3 separate regions of the Homo sapiens genome follow, and regions 1 and 2 are each linked to region 3. The links are chromatin contacts, found by Hi-C in ENCODE. All regions are on one chromosome and are shown on one strand. Each heading gives the region's core, a stretch centred on a gene start or an enhancer-like site at or near the end of the contact. The rest is flanking DNA. Distances are from core to core; before and after follow the strand shown.

Region 1 (3,145 bases), core at 354-2,853, 180 kb after region 3:
TCTGTTTCTTTCTCTGCCTCCATGCTTGATGCATTTACTTAATCTTTCGCAGGATGGGTCATTACTTTTTGCAATAGCACACTCAAAGGTAATGACCAAGATAAATTGAAAAGAGGATTCAACAGTATTCATTGTAAGATTGAATGGGATATAAAATACGTAATCAGCACTTGTGAGGAATATCACTAGATTCTCTTCTTCCTACTCCCCCTCCTTTTTTTTTTTTTTTTTTTTTTGCATTAAAACCCGGGAATTTGATGTTGATTGTGGCCTAAATGTTAAGCATATTCTGGATTTTCTACACCGTTCTGACACCACAGGTACTTGTTTCTTTCTCAGAAGGCAGGTGAAGCTCAGCTGTGTGGGGCTGTGCTTGGTGGCAGTGTGGGAAACGTGTGGAACTCACCATGGTGTTAGCAGCTTTTACTAGCCGTTTGCTTGGAAAACAGTCTCCGATCTGCACTTGCACACCCACCACGATGCCTTCTCCCCATGGCTCTGTGGACACCAGGAGGTCAGGGCACAGAGGACGTGCGACTTGTGCTCCTGTCTTGCTGCACAGTCTAAAGACCTCACGTACGTTTTGAATGTTCAACCACTATTAGAGTGAGAAATGGCATCCAAGATGCTTTTACTGAGGAACATTGACAACTGGAAAACAAATCAAGCTTGGATTCCAGGGAACACTGTCCAGATTTCCTGTTTTATGAATTTTACCATTCACTCTTAAGGCTGTTAGGTTTGAATAACTTGATAAATGATCAAGAGAAAACCATGCAGCATTATGTTCACTGCCAAGTAATATGGACGTAGAGGATGGCAGAATTCTGTAAAACCACTTCTGGAGTTCAACATTTAACCGAGCACATTTTACTTACCTGTTACCAGTGTGTCGCTTGGAATGTCTTCTATTAGGCATTTCTCCTCACGTTCCCCTGCGTGGAAATAAAAGGCAGTTGAAAATGGAAAACCAAAACATAAAAGAAATGTTAACATTTGCATTTCTGTTGCTTGAGCCACTTCTGATAATACTTTCTTTGAAATGGATCCGTTGCAAGTGCCACTGGTTAGTGGGTGTTTGTATTTCACTGGCTAATTTTGTAAAATTGATTTTTGTGAGAAGTGACACGTGGCGCTGACACTGGGCAGATACTTGCAGCAAATCCGACGAACAAGATAAAAAGGCGTAAGAATTTGGGGCCTTTCCAAGCTGATGATGCAGAGTTCTTTCTGATCCGCCACTGAAAAGATGTTGAAGCATTCTGATGGAGTGAAGAAGCTTCTAATGAAGATGGTGTCATGGAGTATGAGAAATGAGAGATGGGGAGGCAGGTGTAGGCAGGAGGGGAGGGAGGCTGGGTGTGGGGGTGAGGCTAGGCATGTCGAGGGGAGGCTGGGTGCGGTGGGGAGGCTAGGTGTGGGGGGGTGTGGCTGGGTGTAAGGGGTGAGTTTGGGTGTCTGGGGGGAGTCTGGGTATGTTGGGGGAGGCTGGGTGTGTGAGAGGAGTCTGGGTGTGTGAAGGGAGTCTGGGTGGGTGGGGGAGAGCTGGGTGTGTGGGAGGGAGTTTGGGTGTGTTGGGGGAGGCCGGGTGCCGGGGGAAGGCTGGGTTGGGAGGAGTCTGGGTGCGGGGGAGGTGGGTGTGGACCTGTGGGTGGGAGGAAGGGAACCTGGCTAAAGTGGAACCACCTGGACTAGGAAGAGCGCGTGCCCTGAAGAGACTAAGTCTGTTTCCTCATTTAAAAAAGGAGTGAAAATCACTTAGTGATCCATTAGGTCTTTTCAGCTGCGACATCCGGTGTTTTCTCTTTAAACCTTTTATTTAAAAATGTCTGTAGACTAACAAAAAGTTACAAAAATAGTGCAGAGGTCCTGTGACCCATTCGTCAACGCCCCCAGTGCAACGTCTTATGTGACTAATCACTGCAGGACTGCATCACGGGGACCGGGCATTTGACAGTGGCAGAGAACAGCTAGCTCGGCTGCAAAGCTCACGTGCTCACATTTTTGCACACGCTTGTTTTTTGTATGTGAGTGCACCATCATGAGAATGCTTCAGCGAGCCCTTTTGAGCACTCTGGAAAGAAGTGGGAAGATGGAAAGAATGCATCGTGTGGTTTGGAGCAAGTGCTGGCAGCCGAGGGCCTGGGCTGTCTGACTACACTGCTTCTCAGTGACGTGAGTGTGGACAGATCGACGGACCTCCGGGCCGTCACCCATAAGGCAGGGGCAGTGCATTGTCGCAGGGATTAGATGACACAGGCGGTGTGGGCTTCTCAGCCCTGGTCTGGTGCATAGTGGGCATTTGGTGAAGGGTGTAGCTGTTGCTTTTCTGGTGCCAGGTGGAGCTCTGGCTGGATTCCAAGCGTGTGGCAAGGGTGACCAGGCACGCACCTGCAGCTGTCTTCATCCACGACCTGCCCTTCCTCCTACCTAAACCCAGCTCCAGTTTCAGAGCCCACCTTTTCCTTCCTCCTCAGAGACCTCTCTCCCTTCCCACTGGTCTGTTCCCTCTGCCTCAGTCTCCCAAACAGCCAATGTTTTCCTTTAGAGATGTTCTGAAGCACAATGTTGACAAGCCTAGACTCTGGGGCCACACTGTCTGGGTGTCCCTCCTCTGCCCCTTACCTCCTGTGCGATCCTAGGCAAGTTCCTTAGTTGTTCTCTGCCTCAGTTTCCTCATCTGAGAGAATAAAGAGCCCACTTTATACGGTGGCTGTAAAGACCAAATGATACTCTCTGTGTAAAGTGCTAAGAACAGTCCCTGGCACACAGTACACTCTGTGTAAGTGTTTGCCAGTGTTATTTCATAGCCTGACATCTTGAGGGGTTGCCAGATAGGCTAGCTCCACTTCTCTACTTCCTCACACAGCTAAAAAAAACAAAACCGTCTATTCTAGAACAGTTTAAGCACATGAAACTAGAGAATTGTGTGATGAACCCCAAACTAGTTTTACTTAACCAACACACACACACCACACACACACTTTTAAAGTATGTCAGGTCAGAGGCCGTTTTCACCTATCGGCACTTCAGTATGCGTCACTAACTAGTGAGGACCTTATTAAATGAAACAGTCACCAACCATGCCATCACAGCAAGGTTAATAAGAATCCCTTCCTGTCCTCCGACACGCAGTTCACAGTCA
Region 2 (2,958 bases), core at 286-2,785, 200 kb after region 3:
GTGAAGCCGCTGTCCGTCCCGGCGTCGTAGGGGTACAGGTCCAGCGCCGCCTGTTCCCGCCAACGGTCCCCGTCGCACAGGTCCAGGCTGTCCACGCCCACGAACCAGTCGGGGCTGGGCACGATGCGCACCACAAACGAGACCTGCGGCGACAGCGGCTCAGCGCGCCTGGCCCCGGCCCCCCGGACCCCGCCCCCGGCCGGCCCCGCGCTCACCAGCGAGTGCCTGCGCTGCACCTCCAGCTCCGCCGACGTCTGCCCGGTGCCGCTGGGGACGGCGGGCGCCGAAAACACCGCGTGCACGCTCTGCAGCGCCTCCCCCGCCGCCTCGATCTCCTTCATCAGCGCCCAGGCCTCGCCGCGCTCCGCAAAGTCGCGCAGCCCGTTACTGACGTACTGGTTCTTCCTCCACATGCTGTAGTCGGAGCTATGCGCGGCCCCTGCAGGACCACCCGGCCGCGCCGCGGACCATGGTCAGACACTGCGGTCGGGCTTGGATTCCAGGGGGCGCCCCAGGAAATCCCTCCCCGCCGCCCGCAGGGAACCATGGCCCCCAGTCACGTCGGACCGTGACACCCTGTGGCTGCCCCTGCCGCGACCCACCTGCGCCCTCCCCGTGAGCGCCCCCTGCCCCCACCGCATCCCCGGAACCGCACACCGCAGGCGCTCGGCAAACATTCTGGTGTTAGAGTCTCCCGACGTCAGCACGCCCCAGACTGGGAAGCGCCGCCGTGCAGCTGTGCGGGGGGCTCCGGCGCCGCAGCCCTCCTGGTGGAGCAGGAGGCGAGGAGGGGGCTGTACTTACCCAGCAGCGAAGACCACTGCGCAGGGGGGCGGAACAGGGGGTACTGCTTGGGGAAGGCCGTCTGGCTCCACTTGCCCGTGAAGGTGATGCTGTATTTGGCCAGGGCTCTGGCGGAACAGATGGACTCTCCCCCAAGAGGCTGGCCGGCGGCGCCGAGAGTGGCCAGGAGGAGAGCGCAGAGGGCCTTGCCCAGGGCGGCGGCCGGGCTGGGGTTTTCCATCACCTGGGAGCACAGAGGGGAGCAGCCGCGCGCTGGCACCGTCGTGGCAGCCTCGGGGTGGAAAGCCGAGAGGGCTGCGGCACTTTGGGCTCTGAGGACGGCCCCGAGCACCCGCGACCCCCTCCCTGCTCCGCAAAGCTCTCCTGCGGTGCTTCCGAGACCCCCATCAGCGGAATGGACGGCGCGGGGTTAGATCGCCCGTGCGCCTGCGAGCGACCAGGGGTAACGGGCAGGTTTTCAGTCCGAGTCCCTGCAGCTTGCCGGGCCGGTCTGGGTGCGGCCTCCGGGATGCCTTCGCCGTCGCAGGGACCCGGGGCCTTGGCCGACTGGCTGCCCCCGGGACTAGACCCTTAAAGCTCGGTCGCAGCCAGTCCTGGGGGTCCCTCTGGAGGTGCCACAAGGTTCTGGGCCGCGGGGAAAGTGCAGGAGGCCCGGGCCCTCTCTGGGTGTCCCGGGGGCACGCAGTACTCACCCGGCAGGAGCAGCGGGAGCGCGGCCGGCAGCGGTCGGGTCCCAGCCAGAGCCCGGAGCTCCTATTTAAGCCCGAGGCCGGCGCCCCGGGCCGGCCAATGAGGCTCCAGTTCCTCCTGTCTTCGATGCTGCACGGCCTGGCCTCCAGCGAGAGGCAGATAGGACGTGGGAGAAAGGAGGAGAAGGGGCTGCGGGGGCGGCGGGGGCTGCCGCTTTCCCAACTCGCCCTGCCCAGCGACCTTCCCCGGGTCGGATCACCCTCTTCCCCTGGCAGTGCTGCCGCACCCCTTTCTTTGTCTGTCTGTCCTATCCCTCCCCTCCCCTCCCTGTCCCCTCCCTTCCCCTCCCCTCCCCTCCTCCCCTCCCCTCCTCCCCTCCCCTCCTCCCCTCCCCCCTGTCCTCCTCCCTCTCCCCGTTTCTCTCCCGTTCCAACAAGCGCCTTCCTGGTGCCTCCCTAGGTGCCACTGAGGGGAGTTCTTTGCCCCAAGCCTTTCGGGAAAGCTCAGGGCGTGGGGGCAGAGGGGCTCTTGTTTTCACCTTCTCGAAATTAGAGCCAGCGTGCTACACCTTCTTGCGCAGGGTGTGACCTGGAGAGCCCTGTGCGTGGCCTGACTTCAGTCTACATGCTGGAAGTGGCTGGGGAAGCTCCTGGCTCCCGGCGCAGGCATCCCTGGCCTTTGGGGCCCTGGCTTTAAGTCTCTTTCCTGGCATGGCCTAAAGCTGCACAGAACAGCCTAGCGGTCTGCACTGTGGCCAGAGGGCATTTGCAAGCCATCCCTCCTGGAGGGAGGTCAGAGTGGGCTGAGGGTCTGGGGTGGAACGCGCAGGGAGTCAGGAAGAGCCACAGAAAGGGGGCCCCCCTCCCCAGGACCCCGCACAGGGCTGGGGCTGCAGGCCGGCGGTGTGTGCGGTGCAGAGCCCTCCCAGGGGCTCTAGGCTTCCCTGCCTTTGGGATGAAGCTAACAGATGCTGAAGTTGATCCTGCTCCATGTCAGGAAAATATTTATAGGTCCCCAGTCATGGGATCTGGAAACAGAGCGGAGGAAGGAGCTCGGGAATGGTCTTGCTCAATCCTTCCCGGCCTCTGCTCATCGGAATCACCCAGAGGGCTTTTAAGCTTAGACAAAACACTCTGATGTTTGGAACCCTGTTAATGTTTCACAGATTCAAAAAGAGAGAAAAAATAAATAGAAGCAACTAGGACAGAATGCAAACAGAAACAAATGATCTAACCTGTATTTTAAGCGAAAACCACAGATCAGCCACTCAATGCAGTATTTAGACTCCAGGCCCCCAGGCCAAAGACAAATTTCCACCTCCGTGCTTCTCAAATGTTTTTATCTGAGGACTCCTTCATACTCTTAAAGGTCACTGAGGGCCAGGCGCAGTGGCTCATGCCTGTAATCCCAGCACTTTGGGAGGCCGAGGCGGGAGGATCACTTGAGCCCAGAGTTTGATACCAG
Region 3 (3,058 bases), core at 503-3,002:
ACAGCCCCGGGTGAAGGTTGTGCCACGGAGCCCCAGGCAGTCCAGCTGGGACAGGGAGCTCTTCCAGAAGGCCCCGCTGGTGCCGCCCTTCACCTGCTGCAGCCCTAGCCACCCCAGTCTCCAGATGGGACCGGGAGAAGCTTCTCCTGGCAGCTTAAGAGAAAAGCTCTGGAAGCAGGCCAGGGTCCACCGAGAGAAGGGGGGACAGGCAGCACCCAGGTCCCTCCTCTGCCATGGAGACAGGGCCTGCTCACCCCACGCCCCACGCTTGGGTCTCCTGGCGGGGAGGGTGCCCTCCTTCCCATACCGCTGCTGGCCCCTCTTCCACGGGTGCTGCCCAGGAGGGCCCTTTTGCCCCCTCCGAAGGGGGAGGGGACCCGGAGTCTGGCCTCAAGTCGGGAGCTGCCTCAGCCACACATGCACACTCCCCACCTCTGGGGAAGCCCCTGGCATCCCCAGGCAGCAGGCATGGCTGTGCCATGCTCTGACGTGACAAAGAAGCTGGCGGGCCAGGCCACCTTGTGCAGCCCTGGGGGTCAGAACAACCATGCCGTTTCCACCACAGACGACATCCCCGTGTGAGGGGACAGTCTCCTCTGCGGACCCTGACCTGAGTGGACCCCTATCCCCAGAGAAAGGCCTGAGGCTAAGGATAGCCCCTCCCACCTCAGCGTCCCTGGCCAGGACACAGTAAGTGTCAAACGTCCAGAACTCCGGTCCTGTCCCTCGCTCCCTCCAGAGGCTGGGCTGTGGTCCCCCTGTCCCTCGCTCCCTCCAGAGGCTGGGCTGTGGTCCCCCTGTCCCTCGCTCCCTCCAGAGGCTGGGCTGTAGTCCCCGGGGCCCGCCTGCTTGCCGCGGGGGAAGATGAGAGCCAGCCCTGGGAGCACCCGGGCCCAGAACAGGGAAGGGCTGTCCTCACCCCAGCAAGAGCTGGGCAGCTGGGTGGAGCAGGGCTGGGACACGCGCACCGGGACGGCAGGGCCCGGCCTGGCTCTCCAGGAGGCTGGGACTCTGGGCCACAGCATGAGAAGGGCTAGGGCCAGGGGCCCAGGCCAGCCCTGCTTAGCCACACCTGCTGCCCCAGCCACTGGGAGAGGAAGCCGGCCATGGGGACCCCAGCTGAGGTCCCGCTCGCATCAGGCACAGCCCCTGGGTCGCAGCCATCGCGCGGCACTATGGAGATGCTGTCCGCACCTCCCAGGTGAGGAAGCCCGCAGCCTGGAGCGGCCCCACGGCGCACAGGCCCCGGCCGCCCCACGAAGGCACGTCCCGCGAGCAGGGCTGGGACCCCGCCCTCCACTCCCCCGAAAGCGCCGGTGCCACCTCCGCTCAGGCTCCCGCCCACGGGGCAGAGGCAGGGCTGCAGCCGGGTAGGCATCGGGCCCGGGCGCTCACCGTCGCACAGGAAGCCGGCCAGCCCCCAGATGAAGTCGGAGCAGAGGTGGCAGAAGGTGGGCTTGGTGAGCGTCACCTTCCGGAAGCTGTGTCCCGGCGCGGCAGCGGGGCCCGGGGCTCTGACGCCCGCCCGCTCGGGTCCCGGCCCCGGCCCCGGCCCCGGGCGCGCGCGGCCTCCTGAGCCCAGCACGGGGCTGCAGGCCGGGCTGCCGGGGCGCGGGGAGCCGCCGCCCAGCCAGGCGCGGGCCCCGGGCTCGGCCGCCGCCGCCATTCCCGGCCCGAGCGGCCCGAGCCCCTTTAGGTCCGCGCCGGGGGTACAGGAGCCGCCGCTCCACGGCCCGGTACACTGCTTCCGACTGCGCCTGCCCCACTGCGCAGGCGCGGGCCGCGGGGCGGGGCGGGGCGCTGCTGGTGGGCGGATCTGGGGGCTGGCGGGGCGGGGCCTGCTAAGGGTCGCAGCCGTGCCCCGTCGATGAGCGGGGCTGGGGGCGGGCCCTGTGATCGGGCGGGGCGGGGCCTGCTAAGGGGCGGGGCCTGTGCGCGGAGGCCGCTCGCGAACCAGCCGTGGGGAACTGGTCCACGTGGGCTCGGTTTGACCGCAGCCGGGCCAGACTTCTCCGGACGCCGCACGCGCGGCGTTGTACCTGCGGGGTCCCGGCCCGCGGCTGCGCAGACAGGCGCCTCCCACGCGAGACGCGGATGCTGTCCGAGGCCCCCGGCCGCGCAGGACGCCCCCGGCGAGGGGCAGCGCTGCGGGCCTCCCACAGTGGGTCCCGGAAAGCGGGGTTTGCGGTGCTTGGGCGGCTCCGTCCGTGGGGTCTTCGCACGCGCAGACTTGGCCCTGCCCGAGGCCCAGGACCCCCGGCGCCCGACCGCTGTCCTCACTGCAACGGGGGACCCGCCTGCGGCCCGGGGCTGTCCGCTCGCGACCCCCACCCGGGCCTCACGCCGAGCGCCCAGCTCTCCTGCCTCGTGCGCGCCACGGGTCTTGTTCAGGTGGCGCTGGTGTCCTTTGAGAGCCGCGTCCACGCGGGTCACCCCTCCCCGCCGCTGGCAGCAGTCTGGGTCCTTGCCCCCGTGGGCCTAACTGTGGATAGGAGTCTGCGAAGCGGGGGACCCCACCCCGGGCCACCGAGCGGGGACCTGCAGAGGGCAGGGCTCCAGGGCCATCGCAGCAGGCGGTCTCAGGGGGCAGGAAGAGCAGGGAAGGGCCTGTGGGGAGACGCCTGAAAGGGGCTGGGGGCTGTGGACTCTGGAGGGAAGGAGCCGGGAGACCTGTCCTAGGGGCTGTGCTGGTGAGGGCACCCAGACCACAGGGGATTCCAGGAATGGAGGGTGAGCCGGGGACCCAGTCTGAGGAGGGAGGAGCAGGCCCCTGAGATGGTGAGGGGGGAGACGCAGTCCTCAACCAGGGAGGATTCTGTTTGTCCAGAAGCTGCTGGTTGAGCTGCTGGGGTAGGACCCTGGGTGGACCCCAGGGTAAAGGGAATGCAGCCAAAGCTTCAGGGAACCTTCACCCTCCAGGAGCTGCGCTCTGGGACAGACAGCACCCTGAAGAATGAGGGCTGCCTGGGGGCAGCAGGAAGGCGTCCAGGCGGAAAGCCGGAGCAGAGGCCCTGTGGCAGGGTGCTCCGCAGAAATCCTTTCCTGATGCCCACCTATG

The links. Hi-C counts contacts between places; a loop is a spot of excess contacts on that map. Pooled maps may share reads with other maps.
Region 1: a loop to region 3 is called in a map of endothelial cell of hepatic sinusoid, with 6 times the contacts of the local background. The contact joins the enhancer-like site here to the promoter of DGKQ in region 3. A Hi-C loop is called at or near these places in 1 of 168 maps with a recorded cell type or tissue (endothelial cell of hepatic sinusoid) and 5 of 50 pooled maps.
Region 2: a loop to region 3 is called in a pooled map, with 2.8 times the contacts of the local background. The contact joins the promoter of SPON2 here to the promoter of DGKQ in region 3. A Hi-C loop is called at or near these places in 5 of 50 pooled maps.

Annotation. Positions count from the first base shown.
Region 1 is chr4:1,152,725-1,155,869 of GRCh38, forward strand. All of the region lies in intron 1 of LOC124900647 (nascent polypeptide-associated complex subunit alpha, muscle-specific form-like), which reads left to right. LOC124900837 (hornerin-like) reads left to right here. Exons shown (of 2, transcript XM_047416541.1): 2 at 1-976. Among named protein-coding and RNA genes, the nearest start is that of SPON2, 18 kb to the right of the region's middle. Within about 2 kb of position 1,604, at least 4 of the 41 ENCODE cell types and tissues checked have a DNase peak (open chromatin) inside an H3K27ac peak, as active enhancers do.
Region 2 is chr4:1,171,048-1,174,005 of GRCh38, forward strand. SPON2 (spondin 2) reads right to left here and starts at 1,536. Exons shown (of 6, transcript NM_012445.4): 1 at 1,497-1,536; 2 at 805-1,027; 3 at 216-439; 4 at 1-143. The coding sequence starts at 1,024. All of the region lies in intron 1 of LOC124900647 (nascent polypeptide-associated complex subunit alpha, muscle-specific form-like), which reads left to right. RefSeq lists enhancers at 716-1,431, 1,432-2,149.
Region 3 is chr4:971,817-974,874 of GRCh38, forward strand. It overlaps DGKQ (diacylglycerol kinase theta), which reads right to left and starts at 1,753. Exons shown (of 23, transcript NM_001347.4): 1 at 1,396-1,753. The coding sequence starts at 1,666. RefSeq lists an enhancer at 257-897 and silencers at 1,132-1,581, 1,682-2,021.